Linked DNA regions of Homo sapiens: region 1 is linked to region 2. The links are chromatin contacts, found by Hi-C in ENCODE. All regions are on one chromosome and are shown on one strand. The core of a region is the stretch at or near the end of the contact, and the rest is flanking DNA. Distances in the headings are between cores, read along the strand shown.

Region 1 (3,454 bases), core at 799-3,298, 1.3 Mb before region 2:
TATCCAAACAAGTACTATTCCAAGTGTGGATAAGCCAAGTGTTACATAATAAGTCAGGGTCATCCAATGTGGGCTGTTCTTGACCATAATCTCTAGATACTGCTCCACAGCTCATTTTTGGAACATCTCAGTGATTTTTTTTACAGCCCGTTTGAATATTCAAAGTAATAGAGCAACAACAAAAAATTTCTAAGAAGTTGATTCCATTCCAATTTTTGTTATTTGAAGCACTTAATCAAATGATTATGTGAAAATTGCTACTTTGAATGAGACTAATTTTAAAAGGAGTCATTCAGTATATGAACTCCTTATGTTGCACCCAGGCATACCTCCTTTGACCTTGAAGTCTGACTAACCAGACGATTTTTTTCTTCTCTATTTAACAAGGATTTCTGAGAACCAGTATACTTTTTTTGGAAGGGAGAGAAAAGGACTTAAAAGCAATTATTTTCCCTCATGATGTAGCTGTCAGTACCAACCATGCAGAACAGGTATCTTTCCGTAATCTTCTCTTTAATAAAAGGTTTTTGTTTTGGCATTGCTTTGTTTATTTGTTTTGTTTTTCCTGCTCAGGTTTGAGATGGAGGAACAAATAAAGGAGAATATTGTGCTTTCCCTCCTCCATCACAATCCTTCTTACCACCTTTGCCTCAAACCCTTTCTATATTCAATCCTCCTAAAGCAACACTGTAATTTGAGAAAGAGAGAGAAAGAACTAGGAAAGAGAAGACAGAAAGTCTTATTAGGAGAGAGAGTGACTGGGATCTCCTGAGAGTTTGCACAGGCTCAGCAGGGAGGGGACAGACCTTGTCTAAGACTTTTAAAATAATTTATCCTTTATAAAAAATATAAAATCCTTTAATGCTGGACTAAAAGTAAGCCTCTTTCTCACAACACCTTTTCTGAAAGAGAGAAGATGTGAAACTTGTCTTCAAATAATTAAAGGGCCATAAGATTCAGAAACATCAGGCCTGCTATTTTTAAGAGACACATATATAACAAGTAACAGAAAGGATAGAGGAAAATGCTTATGAACTGGAAATGGATGGAAATGTAACACAAGCTACTTTTACATTTACAAGTTACATTCCCCTCTGCTGTCCTTCATCTCATTTTCCCACTGGCTTTTCTAACTCATGCCATGGTAAAAAACATGTGTCACATATCAACCTATTCACAAAATAATCTCTCTGCTCTTTAGTTCTAACCACAGTTTCCCTGAAGCCTCTGCAGTGGAGGCTGCTGATTCTTTCAAGTTTCATGAGCCCTGGTTTAAGTTCTCGTTTTCTGTGGCAAATGCTGTTTCCTGCCTTATTCCACCAGTCAAATATAAAAATCTGCTCTTCTTAGATTCAGACTAGACAGCTATGTCAACTTTTGTACTCTGTTATTTTTTAGTGATTGCCCTGCATTTACTAAATGCCCTGCATTACTAAATAGAATGAAACTGGTTCATTCTATTAAGTTGGAAAACTTCAGAGTCATACTATATTGAGAGTTTTTCTCTTATCAGTTGAGGTGTACAGCTTCTAAGGTGAACTCATGATCCCCATTTTCTGGCATTCACATCTTTGTGTAATCCACCCCCCGCCCCAACTTTAATCACAGGGCGAGCCTGTAACTTACTTCTAACCAACAGATTATGGCAAAGATGATGGGATGGCACCCTAGCATATGTCTCCTTGCTGGTTTGATGAAGTAAGAAACCATGTTGGGAAAGCTCATATGGCAAAGAACTTCAGGTGACCTCTGGGAACTGCGAATAGCTTCTAAATGATGAGAATTGACTGTAGGAGCTCAAGGCAGTTTCAGCTCACAACCAACAAGAGGCCAGAGCCCTCAATCCTACAACTGCAAGGAAATTCTTCCAGTAATCCGAGTGAGCTTGGAAATAGATTCCTCAACAGTCAAATCTCAAATGAGAACACACTCCAGCCAACACATTAATTGCAGCACTGTAAGACCCTAAGAAGAGAATCCAGCTAGGCAGTAACTGGACTCATGACTCACAGAAACTGTGAGATAATTAATATCGTCTTAAGCCACTGAATTTGTGATTTGTAACACAGCAATAGATCACTAATGCAATAATTTCCCTTTGCATTTCTTTCACAACTACCCACTCTTACAGCTTTACCCTCCATCTTGTCATGCCCTGCAAACTAAAATGTCTGAAAATTTTAGCTAACATTCTCTATAAACATATTTCCTATTTATTCTTTGACTTCCAAGTTGAAGACTTCCAGTAACTTGGTCTTCCTCAGATATCAATCCCTCTTTTAAAAATAAACAAACAAACAAACAAAAACTTTCACAAGTTTCTGTCTTCATTCTCCATGCATCTTGGACCTGGCTGATCATCTGAATTTTCATTTGATTTGTACCATTGCTTCTCTTATACAATTATCCTTTCCTGTCCTTTCCAAACCAAATCACAAAAATGATAATAGTTGCATTATCAACACCGATCTCTGCATACATGAGCACTATTCAAGGAAGCCACACATTCATATTGACACCTTTACAACTTTAGTATGCAAGAAATTGCTTCTTAATCCCAAACTCTAATTCTGAAATCTTAGCCCCAGACACTTACAACATCCTTAATAGTTTTACTTTAATTGCTCATCTTGCTCTTTGTAAAACAAATGTATTTTTGTAAGAAATATGTAGATTATCCTGATTGCTTCAAATATAGTTTTCTGAGGGATGTTTAAAAAGATATGAATATGCTATTTTGAATTACCCTATTTGGACCTTGTTTTCACTAGTAACCCTGTTTATATTTGATATACAAATTAGCATTCATAGTCTTTATAAAGCCTCATTCGCGATATATTTAAATGCCCTGGAGTTCTTGTTTCTATGATACTTTCACCTTTAACAATGTTTTCCATAAGTTATTCATAAGTATTATTACTCAAAAGAAGATGTTGAATTTAAGACAACAAGTTTGATGCAAAAATGTGAAGACCTATTAGAAGAAGATATTATATATTCAACTTACTATATGTTGTACTATCCAGTTTATTTTTTCCCAAAGAGTATTGTTCAACCAATGTGGAGAAGGATTGATGTGAAAAGGGCAACGATTACTGAAAAGTACTATTTGTTTTGAGTTAGAGAAAAGGCATTAGGTAATAAAAAATCTTTTGAAACTGAATAAAATACTTTTAAGAAAGATATCCTCATAAGATACTTGAAAAGAAGAAGTGATTAGTCATGGTTTTTCAGAGGCATTCAGTGAGTGCGGTCAGTGGGTGAGGAAATTGAACTCTCAGTCTGACTTCTGGACCACTCTTTGACATTTGGCCTATCCTTGCTTAGCTGTACTTTACCCTAAAGAAATAATAATTATATGTGCCCCCACAATATTTTCCAAAATGCTTAACATCCTAAAACAAAGGATTCTAAACAAAAAAGCAACTTGATTATAAATATGGACAGTACTATA
Region 2 (3,841 bases), core at 21-2,520:
AAAAGCAGAATTGGGAAGATGGGCCCCTTGTCCCTACAACGCCCCCCAGCGCGGAGCAGAGGTCACAGAAATGTCAGCGCAGCGCATTTGCTTGCAGGAGCAGCAGCTCTGCCGCTCCTCCCGCTCGGTTCGCTGCCACCCACGCAGGAAGCCTCCTTGCTGTCCCTCCAGGCTATAAACTGGGTTAACCCCAGCAAAACCTGCATCAGTGCCCGGAGCCTCAGTTTCCTGTATGTAAAATGAGGGGGATCCTTTCAGCTCTAACATGTGAGTGATTTCATTCTCACATCCTCTAAAAGCTCATCAACTGCTCCCCTATCCGACCTCCCCTCCCAAGAGACGCCTGTTTGAATCCCCAGTGTCCTCTCCCTTCACTCTCCCACGCCAGTTTCGACGGACCCCAAACACACTTGTTCACGAGGTGTCCACATCTCTCCATCCACGCCATTCTCCTCCCCTAACCAAATGAATCCATTTTAAAATCGTTTACTATTTGATACAACCCCTAAGAGGCTTTGCCAAGAGACGCCCGGCAGCACCACAGGGCTAACTGCTTTCCCCGGGATTCTGACCCCCATTAACTAATTCCTAGTTCCCATCACCCGGGAGTTAGGAGGGCCGGCAGCGCCGGGTGCGGTGCCTGCGCGCGCGCCGGGCGGGGGGAGCCTCGGCGGCAGCGAGGACGAAGGCGGGGGCGGTAGCACGGGTCCCCCCATCCGCCCCCAGCGCTCGGGCCCCTAATGAGCTGCTGAAAGGGAGCGGGCTCCGGTGCGCGTGGCTCGCAGGCCTCCCGGAGTCCAGGGCGCCCTGATTGGCCAGCTGCGCCTCGCGACCTCCATTCATTAATAAATTAGCGGCACGCTCCAGCCGAGCGCGAGCCACCAATCACAATGGACAGCGGCGGCGACAACAGCCGCAGCTTGAGCCTCTGCGGCCGCTGCGGCTTCGCCAGCTCCGGCCGCAGCCCGGAGCTCCAACAGGAGCTTTAGAACCATTTTATGTTGATTAGATAAAGGGGGAAAAGAGAGGCGGGGGTGGTGGGAGGAGGAGGATGGATGGCAGGGCCAAGGGAGGGGGAAAGGCGGTGAAGAAAGAGGAAGAAATGAATGATGATAATGCAATGAAAAGAATAAGCCAGAGGAGGGAAAAGCGGGGGAGAAGGGGGGCAGGACTGACAGGAGGAGGAGGCGGTGGCGGGGGAGGAGGGGGCCCGGGGCAGATCTGATTGTTTTCTTGGTGGTATATAAGGGGTTTTAAGGAGAGTCGTGTGCCAGACACGCAGCCACTGAACCACAAGCAGCTTCGCGTTAACTGGAGTGCCTGGGAGTCGCGTGCCAGGAGCCGCACGGCCAGGGACTGACTGACAGACAGACACGCACCACCACCACAACACACGAGACCCGGGCGGGCCGCCGCCGCCGCCGCCGGGGCTCTTGGCAAACTCGCCGGTCGCAGAGGTCCCCCGCGGAGCTGCGCCACAGTAGCGCCGGGCTTGCAGCTTTCACGCCGGGCGAAGGACCCGGCGCTGCGCTCGCAGCTGCGCGGAGATTCCCGGCACAGGCCAAAGTCACAGCAACGCTGAGGCACAGTTAGAGCCAACTAAGTAAGTATTCGAGCCACCGCTTCCAACTACGCAGGTGGTTTCCCCGCACTCAGTCCAACCACACCCGCACGCCCTCTGCTCCGCGCAGAATCTTTGTCGCGGAGGCCGCAGTCCCTTCTCGGGGAGGGAACGCAGGACCGCCCGCGGAGGGCAGGACCCGGCTGACTGGCAGCAGGGTCACAGCGAGCGCTAGCGGCGCTCCTGACCTTGGTTAGCACTGCCTGGGTTTCTTCCTTCGCCTTCCTGCTCCGCGCCATTCGGAGCTGGTCTTCTCGGGTGCGCGCCGGAGCACGCCCCTGTGACACGAAGATCGCGCCTCTGTTTCTTTCCTTACACCTCACTGCCTTTTTCCCCTTTCTCTCTTCGGTAGGATGTTCGTCAAATCCGAGACCTTGGAGTTGAAGGAGGAAGAGGACGTGTTAGTGCTGCTCGGATCGGCCTCCCCCGCCTTGGCGGCCCTGACCCCGCTGTCATCCAGCGCCGACGAAGAAGAGGAGGAGGAGCCGGGCGCGTCAGGCGGGGCGCGTCGGCAGCGCGGGGCTGAGGCCGGGCAGGGGGCGCGGGGCGGCGTGGCTGCGGGTGCGGAGGGCTGCCGGCCCGCACGGCTGCTGGGTCTGGTACACGATTGCAAACGGCGCCCTTCCCGGGCGCGGGCCGTCTCCCGAGGCGCCAAGACGGCCGAGACGGTGCAGCGCATCAAGAAGACCCGTAGACTGAAGGCCAACAACCGCGAGCGAAACCGCATGCACAACCTCAACGCGGCACTGGACGCGCTGCGCGAGGTGCTCCCCACGTTCCCCGAGGACGCCAAGCTCACCAAGATCGAGACCCTGCGCTTCGCCCACAACTACATCTGGGCACTCACCGAGACCCTGCGCCTGGCGGATCACTGCGGGGGCGGCGGCGGGGGCCTGCCGGGGGCGCTCTTCTCCGAGGCAGTGTTGCTGAGCCCGGGAGGAGCCAGCGCCGCCCTGAGCAGCAGCGGAGACAGCCCCTCGCCCGCCTCCACGTGGAGTTGCACCAACAGCCCCGCGCCGTCCTCCTCCGTGTCCTCCAATTCCACCTCCCCCTACAGCTGCACTTTATCGCCCGCCAGCCCGGCCGGGTCAGACATGGACTATTGGCAGCCCCCACCTCCCGACAAGCACCGCTATGCACCTCACCTCCCCATAGCCAGGGATTGTATCTAGAGCTGCCATTTCTGCTACCCACGCCAGGCCTTAGTGGGTTCCCTTTCCTGTCCCCAGTCGAGCCCTCCTCCCTTCCCCTGCCCCTCCTTTCCACGCCCTGGAAACCATCTCACTTCACAGGGCAGGTGTAGCCTTTCTGATTCCTCGGTTGTTTCTTGCATTTCTTGGCTTTGGGTATCCTTCATTCAGACGGGCTCTGATTTACTGAAGGTGTGATGGAGCTTATTGTCAAAGCCAAGGGTGGCGTTTTGGGGGCGCTTCTTGAGACGAAAAAGACCCTGGGAAGAGATGATGGTGGCATATCTAAAGAGTTTGCAGAGCGGACTGACGCTCCTCCCCTTTCTCTTTAACGCCGAAGGACTTGGTGCAGTTCGTGTGAATCTCACAGGGGGAATGCAACTGGTTCCTGTGATCTCTTCACCTTTGCTTCTACATAGAGATGTTAATGTCGAGTAGAAAGAAATGTATCTTAGCATCTGAATGATTTTGCTGGTAATAATATTATCCACAGATTTGCAATGGCTGGCATCTGCTTTATTCCCATTGCTGTCTGCAGGCTGTGGGAATTTCACCTGTCAAACCAAACTTCCCTCTCTGATGTGCACTTTGTTCTGTTTCCCAGATTCGTCACAATGCCTATTGTCCTGTCCTTCTCTTTCCTTTTTCTTCCCCATTTTGCCATCTGTCTCTTATGATTTATAAGGGGAAAAAAACTTGTTTTGTTAGAGGGGCAGGTTAGAAGTCATTGTATAATTTGTAGGCTTTGTAATGATTGAATGCAAGCGTGGAAATTTAGGCTGAACTCTCTATCAAAAGGAAAAATGTGGAGGAAAAGGGAAAAATCAGGAGGGAGGATTGCCTCATGTATTATTTATTTCGACCTTTTAGGGGAGAAGGAACTCCCCCATTCTTTCAAGAGATTAAAAATAAATCAACAGTCTGAAAACCTAAGCAGACACGGAGCATTATCCGGATCAGCCACACACGTGTTCCCTTCTATTTATTATAAAGAAATTTTTCATGGGAAAATATGTATTTTTTGTATATT

The links. A loop is a pair of places that touch in the nucleus more often than their neighbours do. Pooled maps may share reads with other maps.
Region 1: a pooled map shows a loop between it and region 2 (13-fold over the local background). The contact joins the enhancer-like site here to the promoter of NEUROG2 in region 2. A Hi-C loop is called at or near these places in 5 of 37 single-sample maps with no recorded cell type and 5 of 50 pooled maps.

Annotation. Positions count from the first base shown.
Region 1 is chr4:113,823,210-113,826,663 of GRCh38, reverse strand. No RefSeq gene overlaps it. Among named protein-coding and RNA genes, the nearest start is that of CAMK2D, 63 kb to the right of the region's middle. Within about 2 kb of position 2,048, at least 2 of the 41 ENCODE cell types and tissues checked have a DNase peak (open chromatin) inside an H3K27ac peak, as active enhancers do.
Region 2 is chr4:112,513,609-112,517,449 of GRCh38, reverse strand. It overlaps NEUROG2 (neurogenin 2), which reads left to right and starts at 1,270. Exons shown (of 2, transcript NM_024019.4): 1 at 1,270-1,603; 2 at 1,974-3,841. The coding sequence starts at 1,975. The coding sequence ends at 2,793. NEUROG2-AS1 (NEUROG2 and ZGRF1 antisense RNA 1) reads right to left here and starts at 2,071. Exons shown (of 4, transcript NR_161159.1): 1 at 1,810-2,071. It overlaps LOC124900760 (a long non-coding RNA gene), which reads right to left and starts at 645. Exons shown (of 2, transcript XR_007058231.1): 1 at 411-645. RefSeq lists enhancers at 49-168, 269-368, 1-499, 3,199-3,338 and silencers at 509-788, 2,109-2,178, 2,439-2,638.